Linked DNA regions of Homo sapiens: region 1 is linked to region 2. A link is a loop called in an ENCODE intact Hi-C map of the cell type or tissue named here. Cell type or tissue: K562. All regions are shown on one strand. Links, peaks and the distances in the headings refer to the core of each region. The heading gives the core; the rest is flanking DNA.

Evidence for each region. Peaks named below come from ENCODE experiments on the same cell type or tissue, not always from the same donor. Only the 100,000 strongest peaks of a DNase experiment are listed, where the experiment ranks them.
Region 1: a loop joins it to region 2, with 4 times the contacts of the local background. A loop is called at or near these places in 9 of 110 quality-filtered maps.

The regions. Positions count from the first base shown.
Region 1 is chr4:154,614,872-154,627,841 of GRCh38, forward strand. It overlaps LOC124900169 (a long non-coding RNA gene), which reads left to right and starts at 12,091. Exons shown (of 6, transcript XR_007058343.1): 1 at 12,091-12,278. RefSeq lists an enhancer at 1,985-2,134 and a silencer at 11,918-12,047. In K562, for the core only: a CTCF peak has its summit at 4,045 (motif pointing left); a DNase peak (open chromatin) is centred at 4,040; H3K27me3 peaks cover 414 bases.
Region 2 is chr4:153,767,806-153,780,775 of GRCh38, forward strand. SFRP2 (secreted frizzled related protein 2) reads right to left here. Exons shown (of 3, transcript NM_003013.3): 3 at 12,786-12,970. Among named protein-coding and RNA genes, the nearest start is that of RNF175, 14 kb to the left of the region's middle. RefSeq lists an enhancer at 3,513-3,682. In K562, for the core only: a CTCF peak has its summit at 5,517 (motif pointing right); a DNase peak (open chromatin) is centred at 5,706.

The sequences.
Region 1 (12,970 bases), core at 971-5,970, 850 kb after region 2:
TTAGTTTAGGAAATTCTATCCAAATTGATTTTACCAATCAAAGATCAAATGATAATATAAATGGATTGCATGCCTTGTGAGAAGGTATACTTCCTATCTGTAAGAATGTTCAAGCAAAGTGTGTTTAGACAGAGCATGTCTTTGTGGTTCTTTTTGCTGAAGACCATAAAATATTAGTTTGTTGAATTTAGGGTAACAATTCATGCAGCCACAGGTTGGGTTCTGAGCTCCTTAATGTCATAAAGTTTCATTGGTTGTGTTAAGATATATAATATTCACAAAGTTGATAAACATTTAAATTGAGGACATTAGAAATTCTATCTTATCCCATTTTAGAAGTGGAATACTTGTATTACAGGCTTTTAACTGACTTATATTGGAATCCAGATGTGTTATCACAATTTTAGAGAAAATAATTTCCTTTTACTACAATCTCAAGTCCTAAATCCAAATCATATAAGACAAGATGCTTGCTCTCTGAGAAAAAAAAATGGTCAACAGTGATTTAGCGGTCTACATTGGCCCTGCATTCAATCTAGTATCACTTAGGTTTATTAAATTTTAACTAGTTTTTTCATGTTTGGGCCAATTTTTTCTTTGAAAAATGATAAATGATTGATGAATTCCAGGAATGAAGAATGTTTCTTAAATCACAGTTCTTCTACTTCCAGGTATGTTTTTTGAGATAATAGCATAGGTAGTATTTAAGCCAAAATAATCATTTACTGTAACTCTGAGGTCAGTGGGCTTGTTTATTGAAATAATAATGTCCCAAATTCCCTATCGTCCAACCGTTTGTGTTCTGATTTGAAAACACAAATCTACAGCTAACAGTCTTCGTGTATATTGGTAATTTACTCTGTGAGCCAAGTCTGTTACATTCATCTTTGCTCCAAAATTATTTGCTGAATTTAAATTTGATTATGTAGAAGACTTCTTGACCTAGTGACAAATGATATAGCCCTAAGGAATAATAGAAAGAACTACCAATTTTGAGCATCTTCTTTATGCTAGATATTATGTGGTAGTATAGTTTTTGTTGTCATGTATATTCTCTCATTTAATCCTCACCACAAGCCTAGGAAGTAGATATAATTACCTGTATCTTATAATGAAAAAAGAAAGGCCTAGAGATGTTGTGTAACATATGCAGGGTCAGTGTGCCAGAACAGGAACTCAAACCCATGGGGCCCAATGCCTGTGCTCTTAACCATGAATCTTAATACAACCATGAAGCCCTTCTTAATTTAAAATAATACACAGATACAAGGTGTTATGAGACTCAAAGTTATTCACTGATAGAATGGATTTTAAAGATGTGTGTGTGCATCTACATAACTGTGTGCATGATTATTTGAACACACATTTACATCTATCTACCAACTTATCTATCTTCTTCTCTGGGTTAGAGACAAGATTTTGTGAATGATCTTTTACAGTCTTTGAGTATTTCTCAAACCTAGATTTGTGTTGTTTTATGATTAGCTTGTGTTTATGGTCCTTTTTTTTTTTTCTCTCTCTTTAGAGATGCAGCCTAGCTTTGTTGCTCAGTCTGGCCTCAAACTGAACTGCTGGGCCCAAGTGATCCTCTTGCCTCAGCCTCCTGAGTAGCTCGGACTATGGGCACGTGCCAATGCACCTGGCTTCAGTCCAATTTTAGATGGAAGCAGTTTTTCAATGCTAACTGCATGGTTCAAGTTTAATAGGACTTGATAAATTGAATTCCATCAGTAAGTTAAAGGGAGAGACAGCCACTGCGTGGTCAAGGAAGCTCAAATCAATGGCGACAATGATATATCTGTTTTTCTAACAAGTAAACCATTTCTAGATCTAAGCTAAATTTATAGCCTGAACCCTCAGAACTGGATTTCCTAAAAACTGGCAGAAAGAAAATGACCTATTGGCATACTGAAAGCCAGTCCAACCTAATAGTAAAAATATCCCATTAAGGGCAACAGAGTTGTCTGTTAGAATATTTGCTTTGTGTATAAAAATAGCCCAGGGAAAGTGAAAACGCAAAAGTTTCTTGGTAGTCTGTGAACAATGTGCTTTTAGTTTCACTATGTAAATCAAAGACAAAAACAACATTGGGCACAAGTAAAATGGACTCCCTCACTGGCAGCAGAACAGCACCCACAGGTTGAGTTTTGCACTTCTTAACTTCATAAAGTTTCATTACATGTGTCATTTGGGGGATCTGTCCTAGCGGCAGGGATGTTGAAAAATCTCTGCTGTGATTGGAATTTAGGAAATAAAGTACTGGGTGCCTAGAGAAAGAAGGATTATCCCATTGGCAATTACAGAGGCCAAAGAGGCTGGAAATTAGCCATTTTTAATACTAGTTTGAGACTAAGGAATGATCTGAGGTGCCCTGGATTGAGACAAATTGAACAGAGAAGTTGGATTTAAGTGTTTTGCTGTGCCACATTGGTATCTGCTACTGGTTTGTTTGTGTTTTTCCATCTTTGTGTAATCTACGATTTTAAATCTCTCACCCCATGAAAGAATTTTCATGACTAAATATGATTAGCAGGAGATTTACAAGAGCAAATGAGTTTGGGGGGAAAAATAAACCACCACCAACCAAGGGGCCAAGTTATATTCACAAGAATGTGCTCCGGAAAGAAGAAACTTTTTAAGCCTTTGAGTAGAAATACTGGCCTATGTTGAAAGTGGACAGGCCCCTGTTTGAGAAAAACTGTAGTTATTTTGTCATATAAACTATCTTTGGAGGAATATATATATATTTCTAAAGAAGGAGAGAAAATAAGAAGAACAGAGAATGCTATCAGATCATCAAAGCAATTCAGTCATCTTATCTAGCTTAACGCACACATTTGCTTTAACCTGCAATTTTGAATGAGGACAAACAAAACATTTATAAGATTTAGATCTTTGTTTTAAATTCTAACTACTTGGGTTAGTTTATTGTCTTAGTGTAATTGCACTATAGTCCTTTCAAAGTTAAATCCATATAGGATTTGCTGTGTACAAAGGCTAACTTTCTATTGACATTTTGAAGGACTTTGCTTCATCCATGAAAGGTGACATATCTCTGTCTTCTTCAAGTGTAGATTTCTGTGTATACTTTACCTTGAGTGGTGGAGCAGTGACCTCTACTAAGTAAACAAAGATACGATTTGCAAAACCAGATTAAGTCAAAGACCCAAATATTTATTGAATGTTGTGCAAGAAAGCCTAGAGTGTAAATCACACTCTTGATGGATAACACTATGGCTGCAAGTTACCGAAGAATGGTCTGGCTTCAGGGCTGACCAGAGCAAGCTCATTCACAAAGAAACAAGGTTAGGTCAAAATTTAGAACACTGCATTTTACCTTTTATAAACAGCAGAGAGGAAATTCTGTTGACCAAGATCCAGGAAACCGATTGCTTAATTATGCATCCTTCTGCGTCGGAAAACTACCTGATATTTACATATCAATACTTCCTGTGGATCTCACTATGCTTTATAAGGTTAATTTCCTCATTAGTACTTTATTGATATTTAATACTACATCATCTAATTATGGCTATGGAAGGCCCCATACCCCTCCTCATATTAACCTGATATGTTAAGCCATTTCTAGCTCTGACCGAGAAACTTTATAGAATTTATCTAGGATAATATCTAAAATAATGCTGAATCAAATATGCACCACAAAATTTGGCTGCCGGGTAACTGCACACTGTCCCATGGTGTTCCTCTGCTGGATGCTCAGATCAAAGTGGTCATTCACTTAGTAAATACATATTGGGCATATACTATTTGCCAGGCCCTGTTCTACACAATGAACCAAAGTCGCTGCTGATAAGTTTACATTCTAGTGGAGAGAAAGAGGATATAAACAAAATATTATATAATGTCAGTTGGTGACACGGGCTGTGAACAAAAATGAAGAAGGATTAAGGAAATGAAAGACTAGAGGAGGTGCTGTTTTAGATATGGTGGTCGGGCAGCACTCTAGGTTAAGGTGACATTTGCTGGGTTTCTGGTGAGGCTAGTTACAAAGCTCATGGCTGGCTCACTATTGCCACCTGCAGGCCCCAATACATCTGGAGGATGAATGATTTAAAGCCAACAGACACATATTTTTTCATTTAGAGCTGTCAGAGATTTGACAAGTGTAGGTAAGTAATAGAATGAGAAGTATACTAAGAGAGGAACACTGCGCAAGTTAGCCAGAAAATACCACAATGACCATCTACACATTACTATTGAGCTTGCGAGTTATGCCATTCTCTTCATCAAAATCCTCTGAGGAATTCCCATTTCCTGTCTAATTAAATATAAACTTCTCAGCCTTGTATTTAAGCTTCTCCAAAAAAAAAAGGCCAATATAACTTGTTAGGTATATCTTATAAATTGGATTGAGGTAGCATATCCCATAAAATTTCAAAATTTTGCCTTCATGAGGCTGACATAAAAGGTATTTTAATTATTATACAATTATTATTATATAATACCTTAATTAAATACCTTCATAATCATATAATAATACCTTAATTAAAGTAAATTTTATGTAAGCCTCATGAAGGCAAGGATTTTTAATCTGTTATTATCTGTGGTGCTTGATCAATGCACCCAATAAATATTTGTTGAGTGAATAAAATATATTTTACTAAAATATTAAGAATTACTAAATATTACTAAAACACTAACATAAAATACTAAAATGCAGTTTGAGGCAGAGAACATGACCATTAAGCAGATAACAAAATCATTCAAGAAAAGGAAATACACCCATTTCAAAACCATCTGTTTCAGAGCAAAAATCTGTAGCAAGGCAATCAGATCTCACAGTGTGGGTCAGTGATAGAGCTGATGGAGAGTACTGGGGAGGGACCACGGTGATCCTCCTGACTCCATTTGAGTGGATCAGGAGAGGAGCAAGACATTCACCGTGATTTTTTGACTGAAGGAAACTTTATATGTATTTAATTTTTGGAAAACTAAAGCAAAATTGTGTCACATTTTAAAACAACTCCAAGTTTGAATGATAAACATAAAATAGAGTGGGCAAGTCCTAGAATATCACAACACTAGGAGGAATTGCCTAGAGCCATTGGTCACTGTTTCTCCTGATTTGCTTTATAAACTATAAGGAGAGAAAGCTCCACATAGGCCTCTGAACCACTCCTGCTTGACTGGAACAGGTGGGCTGCCCTAACCAAACAGTACAACTTTAACAAAGGTCAGTCAAATCCTAGAAGATAGGGAAATGAGGGAGTTTATAGCATTGTGTTGTGCATATTCTCTAGAATACGCAGAACTAGGGCTAGAATGTGTCATAGAGAAAGCCAAGTAACCTTCACCTGGCCCTTTCCTTAGGTTTGTCTGTCTTGGTCCCATGCTTTAGCTCAGCTCACTCAGCTGTGCTCCAAGTCAGCAAGTGGTCATGACCTACATTTGGGACACTATTGCAGGACCTTGTGTCACCCACTGCACTCCATTTCTCAACTAGAATTTGCCACTGGGCCTCAGGCTGCCACAGCCTATGGTTACTGTCAGGAAATGCACCAGTGCATTCCAGCCTGGCCCCAGCACCCAGCCCTACTTAGGTTTGTTGTGGTCCCTTCTTTCTCCATTCAGGAATCCCTCTCTACTTCCTGCTCTCCCAATGACAGGATCTGGTAAACTCATATGAAGTAAGGTAGGAAAGACTGAGCTCGCCTAAGGTATTACTTCTACCAAGACTGAAATTTAAACTTGAGAAAAACCCGGAAACTGAAGACATCAGAATCTAAAAAGAGAATTTTACAAAACAGTCAGCTATTAGAAGAGAATTATGGGATCAAATACAAATTAGGTAACTAAGAGAAGTTGTATAAAGCCATTTAATGACGTAAAGACGTTTTATTTCTATTTTAAGTACTTAGAATTTCTTCTAAGCGACTATTTCTTAAAATGCTCCTTAGATTACTCTGTTTCACTTTGTTAAAAATGTTAGGTTCCTCAGCCCCTTTCCAGATCTACCGAAGAAGAGTATCTGGGAGTGGACCCCAAGAATCTTCATTTTATTAACAAACTTCCCCAGATGATTATTATACACAGTAAAATAGGACAACCACTGCCCTACACAGGAGAGTAACCATACCTGCTTTACCTAAGAAGGCCTTATTTCCATTAGACAATCTCAAATCTTGTATACTTCCTCTTTGTTAGAGTATTTAATACTGAAGATATGCCATAATCATTTCTTGTTGCAAAAAGAATTTAAAAACCAACGGTATCAGTTTTTTTCTATTGAAGTTTAAAATTAGATTTTGGTAATTCAGAAACAAAAAGACAAATACAGCATGTTCTCAGTTATAAGTGGGAGCTAAAAATCTGCACACATGCACATACAGAGTGGATTAATAGACACTGGAGACTCCAAAGGGTGGGAGGGTCGGAGAGGGGTCAGGGATGAGAAATTACCTATTGAGTACATGTACATCATTCCGATGATGGTTACACTAAAAGCCCAGACTTCACCACTAAACCATATATCTGTGTAACAAAACTGCACTGGTAACCCCTAAATCTATGAAAATAAAAAACAAAACAAAAACAAAATAGATTGTGGATAATCCAGTTTAATGATGCATATTGCTTTATTGATGAATATGGCATCAATGCTGCCCAAAGAATAAAAAGTAGACTGGCCCCAAGCCCCAGTGCCTTAACACATTACAGAAGTAGGTGTTCAAGAAATTCAATCGCTTTACAGAAATAGAATAGAAAGGACTTAGGGAAAGACTGAATGAACACGTAGGAGAGGGGTAAAAGTTTCACAGATAATAACTCTGAGAAACAGTAAATATGGGAGAACACTAACATGAATAGGAAAACAAGAAGAGGAACTGGTCTGCTGAAGAGAGAAAATGAAGAGTCCAATTTCCAACATTTTAAGTTTGGATGGGAGTGAGACCTGTAAGAGGAGATGGCGTCAGAATGCTGGAGATGATAGAGCTTTGGGAATGAGAACTAGTGGTGAGCTGATGGAGGGTGAAGTGAGTTTCCAAGGAGAAAACAACCTGAGGACAGAATGTGGACTGAATTTAAGAGCTGGCAGAACAGGCAGAGAGGGGAAGAATGGCTCTGACTCTACCTCATGGCCCTGTGCCTACACAAAAGCCAAAGACTTTCATATCTCCAAATGACACCGCTTGGATGTGATTTAGCTGTTTATCTGTGTCTTGGAATGCTTTCAAATGAAAGAATTATAAACAGTATTTTATATATATATACACAGATATATGTATACACATTATATATACATATACATACATATGAAACCTTTGCTGTTAGATATGTCAGATAATACAGAATGAGTGGTAATCATTTAACACATTTCATGTTCTGTGGTGCCAGAAATGGGTAGGCTGTCTAGTAAATAGATTTTGTTAATTAGTACATTCTGTGATATAATCTAGTTGTGCTGAATTTCCTGAGATGCTTGGAGGAAACTGTTGGATTTCATTGTGAATGGATTTTTATGTTGCATATGTCATTACAGATTTTGATGAATACATAGGGTTTATTAGGGCTAATTCAAACCAAAATTCAAATAATTTAGAAATATAGTACTCTATTCTAGCTGGGTGCTGTGGCTCACGCCTGTAATCCCAGTATTTTGGGAGGCTGACGTGGGAGGATTGCTTAAACCCAGGAGTTCAAGACCAGCATGGGCAACAAAACGAGACTACAAAAAGTAACAAAATTAGATGGGCGTGGCAGTGTGTGCTTGTGGTCCCAGCTACACAGGAGGCTGAGACAGGAGGATTCCTTGAGCCCAATAGGTCCAGGCTGCAGTGAACTGTGTTTGAATCACTGCATTGCTTTTCAGAGCCTGGGTGATAGAGTGAAACCCTGTCTCAACTTTGTCTCAAAAAAAAAAAAAAAAAAGACAAGAAAAGAACTGTATTTTAAGGCACTTTGTTGGAAGCCCAGTCCTCTCTAATGGTTAGTGTAATACAGCCACCTGCTGGTGAAGTTATTGCTAGACAGCAACAGCCACTTCTGTGGATACACCTGTGCACTCAAATTGCCACATAGATTCTTGTAGATTAAATATCCCCCACCTATTCTTTTTGTATGTGTGTAAGTTCTTATCCATATGTTAGGTTTCTCTGTTTTTGTGCTGAAGGGGTGGTGAAGTAGATATTTTTCTTAGTGTCAGTCAACAGCATTTGAAATGGGTCCTCAGGTCAAAATCTGAAATTCAGAATTTGGGATTCTCTGTGTGTTTGGAGGTACTTCCAACCTAGCAGTTAGGGTATAATAAATGACCCCCAAATGGCCTCTGTATATTGGCTTCTAAGCTGTTGATTTTTTTTTATTTTTTCCAATTTATTATTATTATTTTAAAGGATAGGTGGGGGTGGGGGCTCTCGCCCTGTCACCCAGCCTGGAGTGCAGTGGTGCAATCATAGCTCACTGTAATCTCCAACTCCTGGGCTCTAGTGATTGTTCAATCTCAGCCTTTTGAGTAGCTGGGACTACAGGCACACGCCACAATGCCCAGCTAATTAAAAAAAATGGTAAAAATGGGATCTCACTGTGTTGCCAAGGTTGGTAAGGTTGTTGAGTTTTGTTTTAATGGCAGGTTGTCAACAAGTCAAATGTTTATATATCTTAATGTTTTAAACACAGTCCAAATAAACAGATTTTCAGCTATTTAGAAACTGCCTGCTCTGTATACCCTGAGCAACTGCACCCAAGATCTGCTAGCCATAGATAAGATAAACTTTGCAGCTAAAAAAACCCCACTCAGCAGCTGCCCTTTGAGGGTATCTGATCCTGAGATTTTGCAGTGTGTTGAGGGACGTTACCTAAATACAGAAGTCCCCTCTCTGATTCCTCTTCTTCAGGGCTTCCTTTATCCTCCTCCCCTTCTGGGTGGTGGCCTCCATGCTGCCAGAGCTCTGGATGGGTCCACGCTGTGTGGGACTCCCCCTCACCACGCAAACCTGTTAAAGTGCTTCCAAAATAGAGCTCATTGTGTGCTACTCCCACTTCATTATTATGTTTTTTTCCTTGATCAGCCTCAAAATCCCTTGAAAAACTCATTCTATCAGGTGAGAAAGGCCTCACCTCAGCAGGGAGAAAGAAATGAATGTCATAAACTCTGGTAACTCTGGTTTTTCATATGGTCATGGCCCTAAGTTTCCCTCTGTGCCTCTTCTTCAATTACTGTTGTTCCCCTGCAGAAAGCAACATTATTTCCTCTAAAAGGGCAAAGATTACTTGGCGATACTGGTGCCTCTAGTCGTCCCTTCCCAAAGCGTCCAGGAGAACTGGTCACAGAAGGGATGAGAGCGCACCATGTGCCACACCATGTGCCACACCATGTGCCCCACTGTGGAGGCTTTTTTTTTATGCCTTGGCCTCCTAAGGGAACAGTTGTTTCAGCTGTAGGTAATACAGCGGGACCTTAGTCTGGCCCTGAGTTTGGCGAAGGGCTCTTTATGCTCTTGGCATTGCTAGTAGAGTGCAGGAAGGGAGGAGCTGCTTAAACAGACAGTTCAGCTCAACGTCAGGCCTTGACTCTCAGGGACTCAGCCTGAAACCCAGGTGGATCATTCAGGGTACTCTAGAGGGACAGGACTAATAGGATAGATGTATATATGATGTATATATGAAAGGGAGTTTATTAAGGAGAACTGACTCTCATAATCACAAGGTGAAGTCCCACAATAGGCCATCTGCAAGCTGAGGAGCAAGGAAGTCAGTCTGAGTCCCAAAGCCTCAAAAGTAGGGAAGCCGAAAGTGCAGCCTTCAGTCTGTGGCCTAAGGCCTGAGAGCCCCGGCAAACCACTGGTGTAAGTCCAAGAGTCCAAAAGCTGAAGAACTTGGAGTCCGATGCTCTAGGGCAGGAAGCATCCAATACGGGAGAAATATGAAGGCCAGAAGACTCAGCCATTCTATTCCTTCCACATTCCTCTGCCTGCTTTCATCCTAGCTGCGCTGGCAGCTGATTGGATGGTGCCCACCTACATTGAGGGTGGGTCTGCCTTGCCCAGTCCACTGACTCAAATGTTAATCTCCTTTGGCAACACCCTCGCAGACACACCCAGGATCAATGCTTTGCATCCTTCAATCTAATCAAGGGGCTGGATTTGTTTAACCATCACACAAGGGGCTGTTTTTGTTTTTGTTATTGTTTAAGAGATGAGCTCTCCCTCTGCCGCCCAGGCTGCTGTGCTGTGGCACAATTAAAGCTCACTGCAGCTTAAAACTCCTGTTCTCAAGCAATCCTCCCACCTCAGCCTCCCATGTAGCTGGGACTACAGGCATGCATCACCACGCCCAGCTAATTTTTTAAATTTTTTAGTTTTGTAGAGATAGGGTCTCACAATGTTGTCCTGTTAGTTGCCTAGATTGGTTTCAAATTCCTGGCCTCAAGCAATCCTTGGACTCCCCAAATGCTGAGATTATAGGCAAAAGCCACCAAGCCCAGCTGGGCTCACTAATTGAAGGTTATGAAAGCATCACACCCTTTTTAGGCAATCCCTTCTCCCTCTGTATGGCTGAATGTAGGAAAAAAGTATCTCCCTCCCATGGTTAGTTAAGGATCAGACTCACTTGTTCTAATCTTGCCTGTACAAGTTAGTAGCTCTGTGTTCCTGGACTATTAGTTAGCCTCTCTGTGCCTGTTTCCTTTTATCAGACTGACTTCCTTGCTCCTCAGCTTGCAGATGGCCTATTGTGGGACTCACCTTGTGATTATGAGAGTCAATTCTCCTTAATAAACTCCCTTTCATATATACATCATATATACATCTATCCTATTAGTCCTGTCCCTCTAGAGTACCCTGAATGATCCACCAGGCTGTCGGGGCTTAAATTCCAGCTTTATAACTTACTTCTAGCTGTGTGACCTTAGGAAATGTTCCTGCTTCTTTGTCTCAATTTCCTCAATTGTAAAAAGGGAATAATATTATTACCCATCTTATAGGGTTGTTTTGTCTAATGTGTTAATAAATGTAAACATTTAAAACATTACATAAGAGCTGATTTTACTATTATTATAAAAAAGCTCTTAAAACAGTTTCTGGTCAGCATTAAGAACTCAATAATTGTTAATGGTTAATATTAGTCATGTAACTACCCAGATAATCCATAAACTGTATTAGTCATCCTGTTAAGAAGCAAGGCCTGGTTTGTCTTCTTCCTTTTATTATACAATTTTACTGCTTCTAATTTAAACTCTTGCCTCCCTAAGTTCAATCCAGGAAGAGAGTCAGGATTAAAGGACTAGAAGGAAAGACAAGAGTGCTGATGGAAACAAAACTACTCAAATATAGGTGTTAAAGAGAGAGAAAGAGACAGAGAGGGAGACAGAGAGAGAGAGAGAGAGAGAGAGAGAGACTTTGTCAGCTAAAAATTAACTAGACTGTCAGCTCCTGCGTCTTCTGCATCCCTCTCAGAACCTGGAAAAAAATATTTGCAGTGGTCCTGATGTCCGCAGCAGGCCTTGCTCCGATGGTTTTGCAGAGTAGCAAGTGAAGATTTCCAAAAGGCGGAAGAGCGGGATAAGAGAAGAAAAAGAGATAGATAAGCTAGCACAGGAACAAGGCTCAGAGCAGGAAAGTTACCAGGACAGAACAGGGAGGGACTGACTGTCACAGGGCAGGGAGCAGGAGGAAAGAAGCCACTTTTCAGTGAAAGGTATTTGTAATTACAAGAAAGCCAGGTTCTTCAGGGCCCTGGAGAAACAGAAATACAATTCCCTGGCTTCTGGGGAGAGCACTTAGGGGCTCCTATATCCTCATCCCTTTGGATTTTCCCTTCTCAAACGCCAGAATTTGGAAAAGGGTGGGGAGGGTCTTTAAATTATTTGGCACAAACTCCGAAAAAGTGGAGAGGCTGTGAGCCAGCCACCCTCCGACTAGGTTTTGTGGTGATGGTTGCTGAAATCACTTGCGCACAGGATGACAGGAGCTGGGAACCTCAAGGTAGGTGAGCCTGCCAAGACGCGGGTCCGGGACTCGGCTGGGGCGCAGATGGAGCCCGCCCGGTAGGGGGTGTGCGGAGCCCTGTTTTCTGGGCTCCGGCCCCCAGCCCAGCCCAGCCGCCGCAGGAGCGCTCGGCCAGTAGGTGTCTCTGCTCCTCGGGCGGCCTTGAGCAGTGCCTAACGTTGAGCGTGAGGCTCGTGCTCCGGGTCTCGCGGGCGGCCGCCTCGGGCGTCGAGTCCCGGAGATTGGACAGACACCAGAGCCTGGGGACCGCGGAGTGACCGGGTGGGGCTGGAGGGCGGCGCCGCGCCTTCTGGGGAGACGCGGAGGTATCAGGTAATCCCCCGGCGGCCTGCGCCAGGCAGTCATGCCCACCCGAGCCCTGGGACCTTTTTCACCTCCTCTTTCCAGGGAGGAAAGGCGGCAAGGGAGGCGCGAGGAGTTAGTTGCAGCCCTGGAGGCAGACACTGAACTCCAAGATAATGCCACTTGGACTCTGAAAGTGGGCTCTTCTCTACCACGCGATCCAGCTTAGCTTTTACCTTTTCTCTAGAGGTAGAGAGGGCCGGGTGCCAACTCCTTGCTCAACTTCTCACTGGAAAAGTGGCTGCCTTCCTCCGTCTCCCTCCCCTGGGCTCCGGCCAGGGGAGCAAGGCCTGCTGTGGACATGAGGAACTCCCTGCCCTGTCCTGGTAACTTTCCTATTCTGCACCTTCGCTTTGCTAGCTTGTCTACCTCCTTCTTTTCGCTAGCTTATCTACCTCCTTCTCTTCTTCGCTCTTCCTCCCACTGGAAATCTTCACTTCCTAGTCCGCAAAACCGTCCAGCGGAGGTTTGCAACAGAGTCGGCTCTTGGAATCATAGCCCTCTTAGGTTGGTGGTGGTTGTGGATTAGAGGGCAGCAGTAGGGACGATTAAAAGTAGTTTTTAATACTTAAATGGTTTAGGGCTTTCCTGTGCCTTTGTTCTGCCTAAACATTAGTTTGATTTACTAAAATCCTCTCCTACCCCATTTCTGGCATTTGGTA
Region 2 (12,970 bases), core at 2,561-7,560:
TAGTGCACACAGGGAAGTAAAACACATATTTACATTATTTGGGAGTATCAGAAATAGAATATCAGTGTTTTGGGGTTTTTTTGTTGTTGGTTTTGCCTTTTCTGTGGAAAGGATTTCAAATATTCCAAGTTACTAAGTGGTTATAAACAAAAATTTTGTGCTCTGCATGTTATCTAAATAGGAGTATTTTTCTTTTTCTTTTCTTTTCTTTTTTTTTTTTTTTTTGAGACGGGATCTCATTCTGTCACCCAGGCTGAAGTGCTGTGGCACGATCTCTGCTCACTGCAACCTCCTCCTCCCGGGTTCAAGCAATTCTCCAGCCTCAGCCTCCTGAGTACCTGGGATTACAGGCACCTGCCACCACGCCCAGCTAATTTTTGTATTTTTAGTAGAGACCAGGTTTCACCATGTTGGCCAAGCTGGTCTCAAACTCCTGACCTCAGGTGATCCACCCACCTCGGCCTCCCAAAGTGCTGGGACTACAGGCGTGAGCTACTGCCACCGGCCTAAATTTGAGTATTTTAAAAATTTAATATGTTGAGATAAAATTGCTTAAAATGTTTAATTTTTGTAGTAAAAATATTCTATGGGGCTTTGAAAGAAGGAAAATTTTAGAAACCATTCTGGATGTGATGGTTAGTAGGTAATCTAAGGAATAGTTAGGCTTTACTAGTGTAAGATTTTTCTGACGATCTTACAGATATCCTTTAAAGTGGCCATGGTTTTGGTGATGACTTTAAGTGAACAACTCAAAGGAAGCTTTAGCCTGTGATAAATGTGGGAGAAGGACAGTGTCTGGGTCCACACACTCACTACAAGACTTGAATCAGAGCCCTGCCTCTCCTACTTGCTCTCTGGACTATTTTGGAGAGAGGGTCTCTATCTTTTCCGCTTGGTTAATATGTGTCTGTACTGTAAGTATATTAAGGCATTATTAGCAATGAAATGAAATTGAAAAATTCTTAGTAGTACATCGTTTGTGTGAAGAATCGCCAAATAACATGGTCAGAGCTGGTAGCCTAAGCGTGAAAAACTTGATCATTTACTGAACTTAGGGTGGGCTGATTATCTTTGCTTTTTGAATGGCTGAGCACTGGAAAGGTTGCCCCAGCCAACAAGGAATTAACTACTGATAAGACTATCCAGAAAAGGGAGAAAAGGTTGTGGAAAGTGAAGTTAAGTTTGGTTTAATGTGTATTGATTTTGAGACACCTCCAGGCTACACAGACATAGTTGTCCACATAAGACAAACTGAAGTCAGGAGAAAGGTTAGAGATTAGAGATTTAGTTTTCGACAGTGGCAAACTTTCCAGGAGTGAATAACATTTCCTAGGAAGTCTATAATGTGAGAAAGGAAGGAGGTCCAGGAATATAGTTGGTAGTTAAGACAGTGGGATTTAGGATCAAACACATTTGGCCTCAAGTCTTAATTATAATATACTCTAACTCTGTGATCTTGGAACATCTGCCTTTGAAAAAAAAAACAGGCTTGAGGTATAATTTATATACTTTATGATTCAGCCTTTTTAAAACAGTTTGATTCTATGTTTTTTTAGTATATTCACAAAATGACTATCACCACTATCTAATTCCAGAACATTTTTATCACCCAAAAAAGAAACCTTATATTCATTAGCAGTCACTCCCCATTTCCCCCTTCTTCTATCCCCTGGCAACCACGAGTCTACTTTCTGTCTCTATGGTTTGTAATAAACGTTATGTATAAATAGCATCATACAAGAAGTCTTTGTGCTTGGCTTCATAGCATAATTATTTCAAGGTTCATCCATGTTGTAGTATGTATCAGTACTTCATTCCTTTTTATAATTGAATAATATTTCATTATATAGATATACTACATTCTATCCACTCATCAATTGATAGACTTTTGAGTTTTTTTCACATTTTGGTTATTATGAATAATGATGCTATGAAAATACATATACAAATGTTTTGTGAATATATGTTTTTAATTCTCTTGAGTATATCTCTACAAGTGCAGCCGTTGGTTCATATGGTAACTCTACATTTAAGATTTTGAAGAACTGCTAAACTGTTTTCCGGTGTAGCTGCATCATTTTACAAACCCACTAGCAATGTATGTGGGTTCTGATTACTTCACATTCTCACCAACAGTTATGATCTGACTTTTTGACTCTGGCCATTCTGGTGGGCATAAAGTCATATCTCATTGTGGCTTTGATTTGTATTAAATATTTTCCTAGAGACTAATAATACCAAGCATCTTTTTGTGTGATTATTGGCCATTTGAATATCTTTTTTTTTTGTTTTTGTTTTTTGAGACAAGGTCTCACTTTGTTGCCCGGGCTGGAGTGCAGGGTGTGACAGTGATTTCTCTTGCCTCAGCCTCCCCAGTAGCTAGGACTACAGGCATGTGCCACCATGCCTGGCTAATTCTTAGTTTTTTTATAGAGACGAGGTCTTGCTGTGTTGCCCAGGTTGACCGTTTGAATATCTCTGGAGAAGAGTCTATTCAGTTCCTTTGTCCATTTTTAAATTGAGTTATTAGTTATTTTATTGTTGAATTTTAAGTGTTCTTTATATATTCTATGTGACAGTCTTTTGTTAGATATATGCTTTGCAAATTTTTTTCTCATTCTTTGGGTTGTCTTTTCATTTTTTTGATAAAACTTTCAAAACATGAAAATTTGAAATTTACTCATGTGTTCTTTTGGTGTCATGTCTAAAAAACCATTGCCTAATCCGGGGTCATGAAGAATTATTCCTGTGTTTCTTCTAAGAGTTTATAATTTTAGTTCTTAGATTTAGGTCTTTGATTGAGTTTGAATCAATTTTTTTTGTTTTTGAGACAAAGTCTCACTCTGTCACGCAGGCTGGAGTGCAGTGGCGTGATCTCAGCTCACTGCAACCTCTGCCTCCTGGGTTCAAGGGATTCTTATGCCTCAGCCTCCCAAGTAGCTAGGATTACAGGCAGCTGCCGTGATGCCTGGCTCATTTTTGTATTTTTTTAGTAGAGATGGGGTTTCACCATCTTGGCCAGGATGGTCTCGATCTCCTGACCTCAGGTGATCCACCCACCTCAGCCTCCCAAAGTGCTGGGACTACAGGCATGAGTCACCGTGCCTGGCCGAGTTTGGATCAGTTTTTATATTTGGTGTGAGGTAGGGGTCCAAGTTCATTTTAGTTTCTTTCTTTCTTTTTTTTTTTTTTTTCCCTCATGTGGCTATCCAGTTGTCCTGGCACCATTTGTTATTTGTTGTAAAGACTATTCTTTCCCCATTGAATTCCTGTCTTGGCACCCTTGTGAAAAATCAATTGATCATAATATAATGGTTTATTTTGGAACTCTCAATTCAATTTTATCAGTTTATATGCCAATCCTTATGTCAGTACCACAGTGTGTTGATTATTGTGGCTTTGTATTAAATGTTAAAAAAGGAAAGTGTGAGTCATCCAACTTTGCTCTTTCTCCTCCCCTCCCACCAACTTTGTTCTTCTTTTGCAAGATTTTCTTAGCTATTCCTGGTGCCTTGAGTTATCATAAGAATTTTAGAATCAGTTTGTCAGTTTCTGCCAAAAAGGCAGCTAGAATATTGATAAGATTATTTTGAATCTATGGACCAATTTGGGAATATCACTGTATTAATACTAAGTCTTCCAATTCAGGAATGTGGGATGCTTTTCTATTTATTTAGTTTTAAAATTTATTTCAATTATGTTTTGTAGTTTTCAGTTTGCAAGTTTACACTTTTCATTTGTTAAACTTATTCCTAATTATTTTATTCTTTTTAATGCTAGAGTAGAGTTGTTTTCTTAATTTTATTTTTGTATTGTTGATTGCTATAGAAATACATTTGATTTTTGCATATTGATTATGTATCTTGTAAACTTGCTGAACTCCTATTAGTTGTAGTAGATTTTCAGTGGCTTCCTTAGAATTTTTTATATATAAATCATGTTTTCTGTGAATAGAAGTAGTTGTTTTACTTCTTCCTTTCCAATCTGGATTCTCATGCTCTCTCTCTTTCCTCTCTTCTGCCTCCTTCTTTCATTTTTTTCGTTTCTCTTTTTTCCATACTGTGTTGCCCAGAACTTCTAGTACTATATTGAATAAGAGTGGTGAGAGTGTACCTACTTGTATCTTCCTGATCGTAAAGGGAAAGTATTCAGCCATTCACCATTAAGTATGATGTTAACTATGAGATTTATGTAGATGGCTTTATCCGGTTGAGGAAGTTCCTTTTTATTGCTAGTTTACTGAGTGTTATTATCTGAAAAGATACTGGATTTTTTCAAGTGCTTTTCAGCATCCGTTGATATAGTCATGTGATTTTGCTCTCTTATTCCATGAATATAGTGTCTTACATTGATTGTTCTTTATATGATAAATCAACCTGGCATTCCTGGGATGAATGCCACTTGATCATGTTGTATAATTCTTTTAATATGCAGCTTCATTGTTAAGGATATTTGCATCTATGTTCATAAGGAATATTGGTCTACAGTTTTCCTTCCTTGTGATTTCTTTTTCTGGTTTTGGTATCAGGTTAATTTTGGCCTCATAGAATAACTTGGGAAGTGTTCCCTCCTCTTCTGTTTTTTTTTTTTTTTTTGCAAAATTTGTGAATGACTGATGTTAATTCTTCCTTAAATGTTTGGAATTCACCAGTGAAACCATCTGGGCCTGAACTTTTCTTTGTGGGAAGTTTTTTGATTACTGATTCAATCTCTTTCATTGTTGTAGGTCTATAAAGATTTTCTACTTGCTCTTGAGTCAGTTTTGAAATTTTGTGTCTTTCTAAGAATTTGTCAATTTTGTCTAGGTTATCCAATTTTTTGGCATATAATTGTTTATTGTATTGTCTTATAATCTCTTTTATTTCTGAAAGGTTGGTAGTAATAGTCCACTTTCATCCCTGATTTTAGTAATTTGGGTTTTCTCTCTTTTTATTTTGGTCAAACTAGCTAAAGTTTTGTCAATTTTATTGATCTTTTAAAAGAATAAACTTTTCATTGATTTTGTCTATTATTTTCCTATTCTCAATTTTATTTACATCTGTTATAATCTTTACAATTTCATTTCCTCTGCTTGCTTTGGGCTTAGTTTACTCTTATTTTTTAAGGTAGAAGGTGAGATTATTGCTTTAAGATCTTTTTTCTTTTTAAATATAGGCATTTGCAGCTATTTCCCTCTGAGCATTGCTTTAGCTGCATCCTATACATTTTGGCTTTGTTGGGTTTTTGTTTTCATTCACGTAAATGTCAAACACATTTAGGAATGTGTTGTTTAATTTCTGTATCTTTGTGAGTTCTTCAAATTTCCTTCTGTTATTTATTTCTAATTCCATTTCGTCGTGATTGGAGAGCATACTTTGTGTGGGTTTATAAAGTCCTTCTAAGTTTATTGAGGCTTGTTATACAGCCTAATGTGGTGTATCCTGGGGAATTCTCCAGTTGCACTTGTGTGGTAAGTTCAAGGATTTGGGGGCTAATCAAGGAAAGACAGGAGCACAAGATGGCAGTGTTGTACAGTAAGCTTTTTTGGTGGTATTTGAACAGGGTTGCAGGAGAGGGGAAGTCTCTCACAGCAGGAGACCTTCCAGAGACAGGGCCACCATCCAAAAGGGGAAAAGGGTAAGGGAACTCCTAGAGGAGAGGGGAATTGGAGGCGGGGCTCATGTGTCTAGGTGATGTCACTCAGCAGCAAGGTGGAGAGTTTCGGATCAGATGGCTTTGAAGGGCAGTATTGGGTGGGGTCTTTTCTAGCCACAGAGTTTGTCTTATCTATGACAAGCAGATGTGGGCCTACATTTAGAGCCTATCCTGTTTTGCAAAACTGCAGGGCATGCAAAACAGGATAGGCACTAAATGGTAAAAAGTATACTTATTTAGGATATATTTAAGGCAATTAGATGTAAGAATTTAGTGTGGTCCTGGTGGGCTTTCAACTACTGGTCCCAGCCTCTTGTGAAGAAGTAAACAACATGAGGGCCAATATACAGAGACCATCTTTGGCCCATTTATATAACAACTTGAGAAAAGTTGGCTGATAGTATCATTCGAGTCTTCTATTTCCTCATTGATCTTCTGCTCTCATTTGTTCTTTCCATTATTGAAAGTATGGTCTTGAAGTCTCCAACTATTATTGTTGAATTGTCTATTTTCTCTACTTTGTCCTTTATCAGCACATCCATCCTACCTTCTTCTTTGCCCACATAACTCCTTATATCATAAAGGATTCATATTGGTCATCTGTCTGGCTTTGATGGGCAGAGGGTAACTTTACTGGTTTGGGGATAGTTTTGTTTAATTTTTCTTTTCTAGCCTTGCATCTCTGTGAGCCAATGCACACATTCTAATCCTCTGTAGGACAAGTGTTTAATGGTGTTAGACCAGGAAATGTAATAGAGACCATGCTTTACTCGGAGCCCTGCCCTGCTTTTCACTTTCATCAATGAGTGTTAAAATTGTTAGAAGTTCAAAACACTCAAAAGATTATTATGACCTCCCCACACCATTCCCATATTTTTATTCCATAAACAAACAAAAACACCAAAACCCATTAACTTAGTTTTAAAAATATAAAGAAGTACACAATTATCTGGTTTTGTCTCATGATGACTATTTTGATGATTTTTTTGAGAAAACAAAAAATTAAGTGCTTTTTTCTTTTCCTGTTTTTGGAATTCCCACTTTAATGGCACCCTAAACACAAAGCTTTGTCCATTATGGAGGCACTATAAGAAAACCTCCTTTGTCCCATAGGACCTGGATGGCAAGTATCCAGGATATAGCTACCACTTCCTCCTCCCATGCCTATGGCAGACACCATCACAACCATACGTACATCCTCTTCCATGAAATGTCTGTACATGCTTTGCTCATTTTCTAAGTGCTTTGTTTGATTTTTTTACTGTTAAGTTTTGTGGGTTCTTTATATATTCTAGATACAAGTCTTTTATTCCTAATCTGTAACTTGTTTTTTTACCCTCTTAACAGGGCCTTTTACATAGCCAAAGTTTTACCTTTTTATGAGGTTCAATTTATTCATTTTTCCTTTTGTGGATTGTACTTTTGGTATCAAATCTAAGAACTCTTTGCCACGTTCTAGGTCTTGAAAAGATAAGTTTGTCTTATTTTTCAAAAACTTTTATAGTTTTCTATTTTACACTTAAGTTAATGGTTCATTTGAGTTAACTTTTGTGTGCAATGTTAGATTTAGATTTTTAATTTTTTTATTTGCCTGTGGGATAGCCAATTGCTCCAGCACCATTTGTTGAAAAGAGGATTTCTACTTCATTGAATTGCATTCACATCTTTGTCAAAAGTTATTCGAGTATATTTGTCTGGATTCATTTCTGGATTCTCTGTTCTATTCCACTGATCTGTGTCTGTCCTCCACACTGTCCTGATTACTGTAGCTATATAGTAAGCCTTAACATGGGAGGAATGATTTCTCCCACTATATTATTTTTCAAAATAATTTTGGCTAGTTTAGAGCATTTTTATTTTAATATATATTTTACAATAAGATTACCCATGTTTACAAAAAGCTTGCTGAGATTTTGATAGGAATTGCTTTAAATCTGTCAGTCAGTTTGGGGAGAATTGATATCTTTACTATATTAAGTCTTCAAATCTATGAAGATAGCATATCTCTCCAATTATTTAGGTCGTCCTTGATGTCTTTCATCAGCATTTTGGATTTATCAAAATATAGAACCTGTACATACACTGTTAGATTTATACCTAAGTATTTTATTTTCTTTGGAGCAATTCTAAATGGTTATAGTGTTTTATACTAACAACAAAACAACTTGTTGGTATGTGTAAATGCAGTCACTTTCGAGTGTCAATCTTGTATCCTGTGACCTTACCCAACTCACTTATTAGTTCTCAGTGTTTTGTAGATTCGTTGGGATTTTTAAAATGTAGATAATTGTATTTGTAAATAGACAATGTTTTATTTTTTTAACCCAGTTTGTATGTCAGTTGTTTCTTTTCCTTGCCTCATTTGACTGTCTAGAACTTCCAATATGATGTTGAATAAGAATGGAGAGAGTGGACACCCTTGCCTTGTTCTTGATCTTAGAATGAAAGCACTCAGTCATTTACCATTAAGTATGATATTAACTGTAGGATTGTTGGTAGATGCTCTTTGAGGTTAAGGAAGTTCCCCTATATTCTTAGTTTGCTGACAGATTTTATCATGAATGAATATTGAATTTTATATGCTTTTTTATCACATCAATTAATATGATCATGATTTTTTTCTTTAGCCTGTTGATATAGTAGATTACATGAATTAATTTTTGAATATTGTACCAGGCTTGCATACCTTAAATAAACCAGCATGGTTATAGTATATTATTCTTTTTATGTATTGCTGGATTTGGTTTGCTAACATTTTGTTGAAGATTTTCATGTCTAAGTTAACAGGAGATACTGATTTGTAGTTTTCTTTTTTGCGTGTGCTGTCTTTGTCTGGTTTAAGTGTTAGGGCTATACTAGTCTTATAAGACGAGTTGGGAGGCGTCCCTTCCTCTTCTATTTTCTGGAAGAGATTGTGTAAAATTGGCATTAGTTCTTTTTTAAATGTTTGGTAAAATTCTCCAGTGAAACTTTCTGGGCCTGGAGATTTTGATTTTTAGTGTTATTTTAAATGTGAACTTACTGGTACCCGTAAGAACAAATGGGGCCCAGGAAGACTGTGTTTAGGGGTGTCTGGGGAGGTTTGGGTCTCAGTTACTATTGTCCATCACATGTGTTTGTTACATTAGATCATGAGCTTCTTGAAGGCTAGCCGTGGTGTGTTGGTCATCATTGGAATCCCGGCACCTGGGACAGTGCCTTGCACATACTGAGTACTCAGTGTAAGGTTGCTGAGTAATGGAACTGACTCTCAGCACTTTGATTGTTGCAGACTGGAACCCTGATGCTTCTTAGGGAAGCCAAGGGAGAAGAGGGCAGCACAAAAATGCCTGAGTCTTCTTTTGGGGGTGGAAAAGTCTCTTTGGGAGAAGAGAGAAGTAGATAATATTTGTGATCTCATTCTTCCTCTTGCCTGCTTGAACTGCTACCATTCAGGCCTTGAAAAACCCAGTGTACCAAGAAGACGGTGTGTGGAGCACTGGTAGTGGGGAAGAACAGATGCAGACTAGCGCCCCTTCCTGCTGTGTGTGTCTTCAAACACAGAAACAAGCTCTGAGAATTATGCTTCAACATAGAAGATGGAAAGGAGATGAGAATGTATCAAGCTTAGGCATAACTTACTGAGTAATAGTTCTTAATTATTTATAGATGAGAAGACTGAGGCTTGAAGAAACTATTGACTTGCCTAGGTCTCTCTGAATTTCGAAAGCTACGCCAATGAACTTGACACTTTTACTGCAGCTTCTAGTCTGTTAAGTGGTTTATCTTGATATACTTTAGATGATACAGCTGTAGAAAATTTTGTACCAGTTACACCAAGCTCTAGTGCTTTTCTCATTTCATAACATAAAATGACAAATTAATGGTTATTACTACTCTGAATTGGAACATCTTGAGACAGATTCTTTGATTTGTCCTTCTAACACTATCTGCATTAACTGATACCTTTATTAATTGAACTTTTTTAGCACTTACCTCTCTGTATCACTCTCTGGACAGTAATGGAGTGCATTTTAAAGTATTTTGTTTTATTATGTTTAGTTACTATTTGTTTCTGAGCAATAATGTATTTAATCATTTTGCAAGTTGAGAATTTTTTAATGTTATTTACTCTAAAATCTGTGGGTCTTATGCTAGATTTATTTGTAGCATCTAGGGCAATAGCTTCAGCATAATATTGCACAATATCATTGTTGATTGGTCAATATGTAAAACTGATGATACTTAATTTCTAAGGCTCTGTCTTAATAGAAGATATTCTGGTTCAACTTATTAAAAATTCTCTTCTTATAAGTACCTTTACCCAGATCCTAATCTCAACTTAAACCCAACATTCTATTTTCAACTCAAGTGAACCACTCTCTCTTCTAAGTCATCCCTGGTGCATGTACACATCTCCCTCTTAACATAGAGCATTGGAGTTGTTTGCATGCCTCTCTTCCTTATTGGATTATGAGTTCCTTTTGGGAATGATTCATTGCTGTATTACCAGTGCCTAACACAATCCCTGTGGAATACAAGCTGAAGGATGGCAGAATCATTGTGTACCCACCATCTAGACCAGTGTCTGGCATGTGGTAAGCACTCAATGCATATTTATTGAATGAATAAGCCAATGTCAATAGTTTGTGCTCAATAAATAGTTGCTGAGTTAATAAATTAATTTGTATTTGTGCAATGTGTTTCATAGGCAAAAATCAAACTGTTCAATAATCCAGATTCAGTGACTACATGAGGGATACATATGCCAGGATTTGCTTTTCAAGGTAACCCCATCCATTAAGAGCATTGAAAACTTGATAGTAAATAAGAGTTGAAAGATAAAAAGGCTGGCCAAATTATCATCTAATTAGAGAATAGGGAATCAGGAATTGCTATAGTTTGAATGTATCCCCTAAAATTCATGTGTTGGGAAGTTAATCTCTGGTGCAACAGTGTTGAGAGGTGAGACCTTTAAGAGGTGATTAAGTCATGACGATTCTGCCCTGTGAATAAATGAATGCCATTATTGCAGGTGTGGGTTTATTGTGGGAGTGTGTTCCTGATAAAAATAATAAGTTTAGTCCCTTTCCATTCTGTGTCTTGCACACTCTCTTACTCTTTCTCCTTTCACTATGGGATGACACAGCATGAAGGCCTTTATCAGATGCCAGCACCATGCTCTTGAACTTCCCAACCTCCAGAACCATGAGGCACATAAATTTCTATTGTTTGTAAATTACCCAGTCTGTGATATTTTGCTACAGCAGCAGAAAACAAACTAAGACAGAAATAAAGGGTGTTTTTAGACAAAATTGATCTTTTTTAATCCTGTGAATTTCAATATACTGGTTTGTGCATGTAGACACTGCCTTCATCCTTTGTTCACTTAGAAAATGCTGCCCTAAAACCTTTTATAAATATCTCTTGTAGAACAACTCATTTCTCAAGCTATTTATTAAAGGGAAGAGGAATTAAATGCATAGCAGATATGTAGTTTTAAAAAACTTTTTTTGAGAGACAGGGTCTTGCTATGTTGCCCAGGCTGGTCTCAAACTCCTGGCCTCAAATGATCCTCTCACATCAGCCTCCCATGTAGTTGGGATTACAGATATGAGCCACTATACCTGGTTATTTAGGCTAATCCCCACTTTGGGCATTTTAAGTTTATTAATGGGTCATGAGTCATCTCAGGAAACTCAGAAATCCAATATCCTTGATTACTTGCTTTCTTCTTCCAATAGTGGATGGACATTCACGTTTTCATCTGCCTACAAAAGAAATCTGATAGTTGAAAAAGTAAGAATATAATCATGATTATTGATATAATATAATCATGATCAAACAAAAACCTACCTGCTCTGCCCCAATGAGCATGTCTCATTGGCTTGTGCCCTTGTCAAAGACAGGAACAAGAGGCATGAGGTAGAAGAGTTGGAAAGCGTATGGAGAGACATATAGTCATGCACCACTAAGAACATTTTGGTCAGTGATAGACTGTGTATACAGTAGTGGTCCCATAGAATTATAATGGAGCTGCCCTATACAGGTGTACCATATTTTATCTTTTATACCATATTTTTCCGTACCTTTTCTATATTTAGATATGTTTAGAAACACAAGTACTTACCATTGTGTTACAGTTGACTACAGTATTAAGTACAGTAACATGCTGTACAGGTCTGTAGCCTAGGAGCAATAGACTCTACTCTATAGCCTAGATGTGTAGTAGGCTATACCATCTAGGACTGTGTGTGTACACTCTACGATGTTCACTGAATGACAAAATGGTTTCACAATGTGTTTCTCAGAACACTCCCCTGTTTTTAAGTGAAACATGACTATATATGACAAGAGGCAGACATTTGGGTGATGCCAGAGCTGCTAACTCCTCAAAACATGACCAAAGGTTGAGCCCCATGAATAGGATTAGTGCCCTTTTAAAATAGGCTAGAGGGAGTTTGTTCACCCTTTCTGCCACGTGAGGACACAGCAAGAAGGCACCATCTGTGAAGCAGAAAGCCCTCATTAGACACCAAAATCTGCCGCCACCTTGATCTTGGACTTTGCAGCCTCTGGAACTGTCAGAAGTAAATTTCTGTTGTTTATAAACTACCCAGTATATGGTATTTTGTTATAGCAGTTGGAAAGGACTAAGAGACATTTAATGGACAGATGTCTGTCTCTCCTTTTTTACCCTAGTTCAAGTTTTCACCATCCCCTTCCTCCTCCTTGCATTCCAGTGGATACTCTCCAAATCATGGCTCTCTCTATCTGAGGGTTAGATTTGAGTCGGGGAAGGAATTAACATTTTTGCAGTGGTGATTCTTTTTCGGTATGAAAAATCTCAGGAAATGAAAAGCACAACTGTAAAGCTCATAAACCTTAAGTTTAGGGTAATGTTTCCACATAGCTGCAGCTGGACTGCTCAGAAGGGTCAAAAGAAGGCAACCCCTTTCTAGAGGCTGCAAGTCGCTGCTTCCACAGGGTGAAAGTGGTGAAATCTGTGAGATGTGGGGCATGGTGGTGGAGGGGGAGACACTTTCTGAGTCACTTGAGAAGTAGATCACTTTAAACTGCTGGAGGGCTGGGCTCATGGAAGGAAGTGACCACCCATACATAGCTCCATTCCCAGTTCCTTTTACTAAGAAGACAAGACAGAAGACAAAGAATAGGTAAAACAGGATGTAAAGTTTATATACAAGAATATAATGTTTATCTGAAATATTTACAGTGTTGGTTAAAGCAATATTTTTACAACTTTTAAAGGTAAACTACTATGTATATTACAGGTAAGCTACAATGGGTTTAATTTGCAAAAGTTAAGTAAGAAATGTTTTAAACAAGGCTTAAAGTA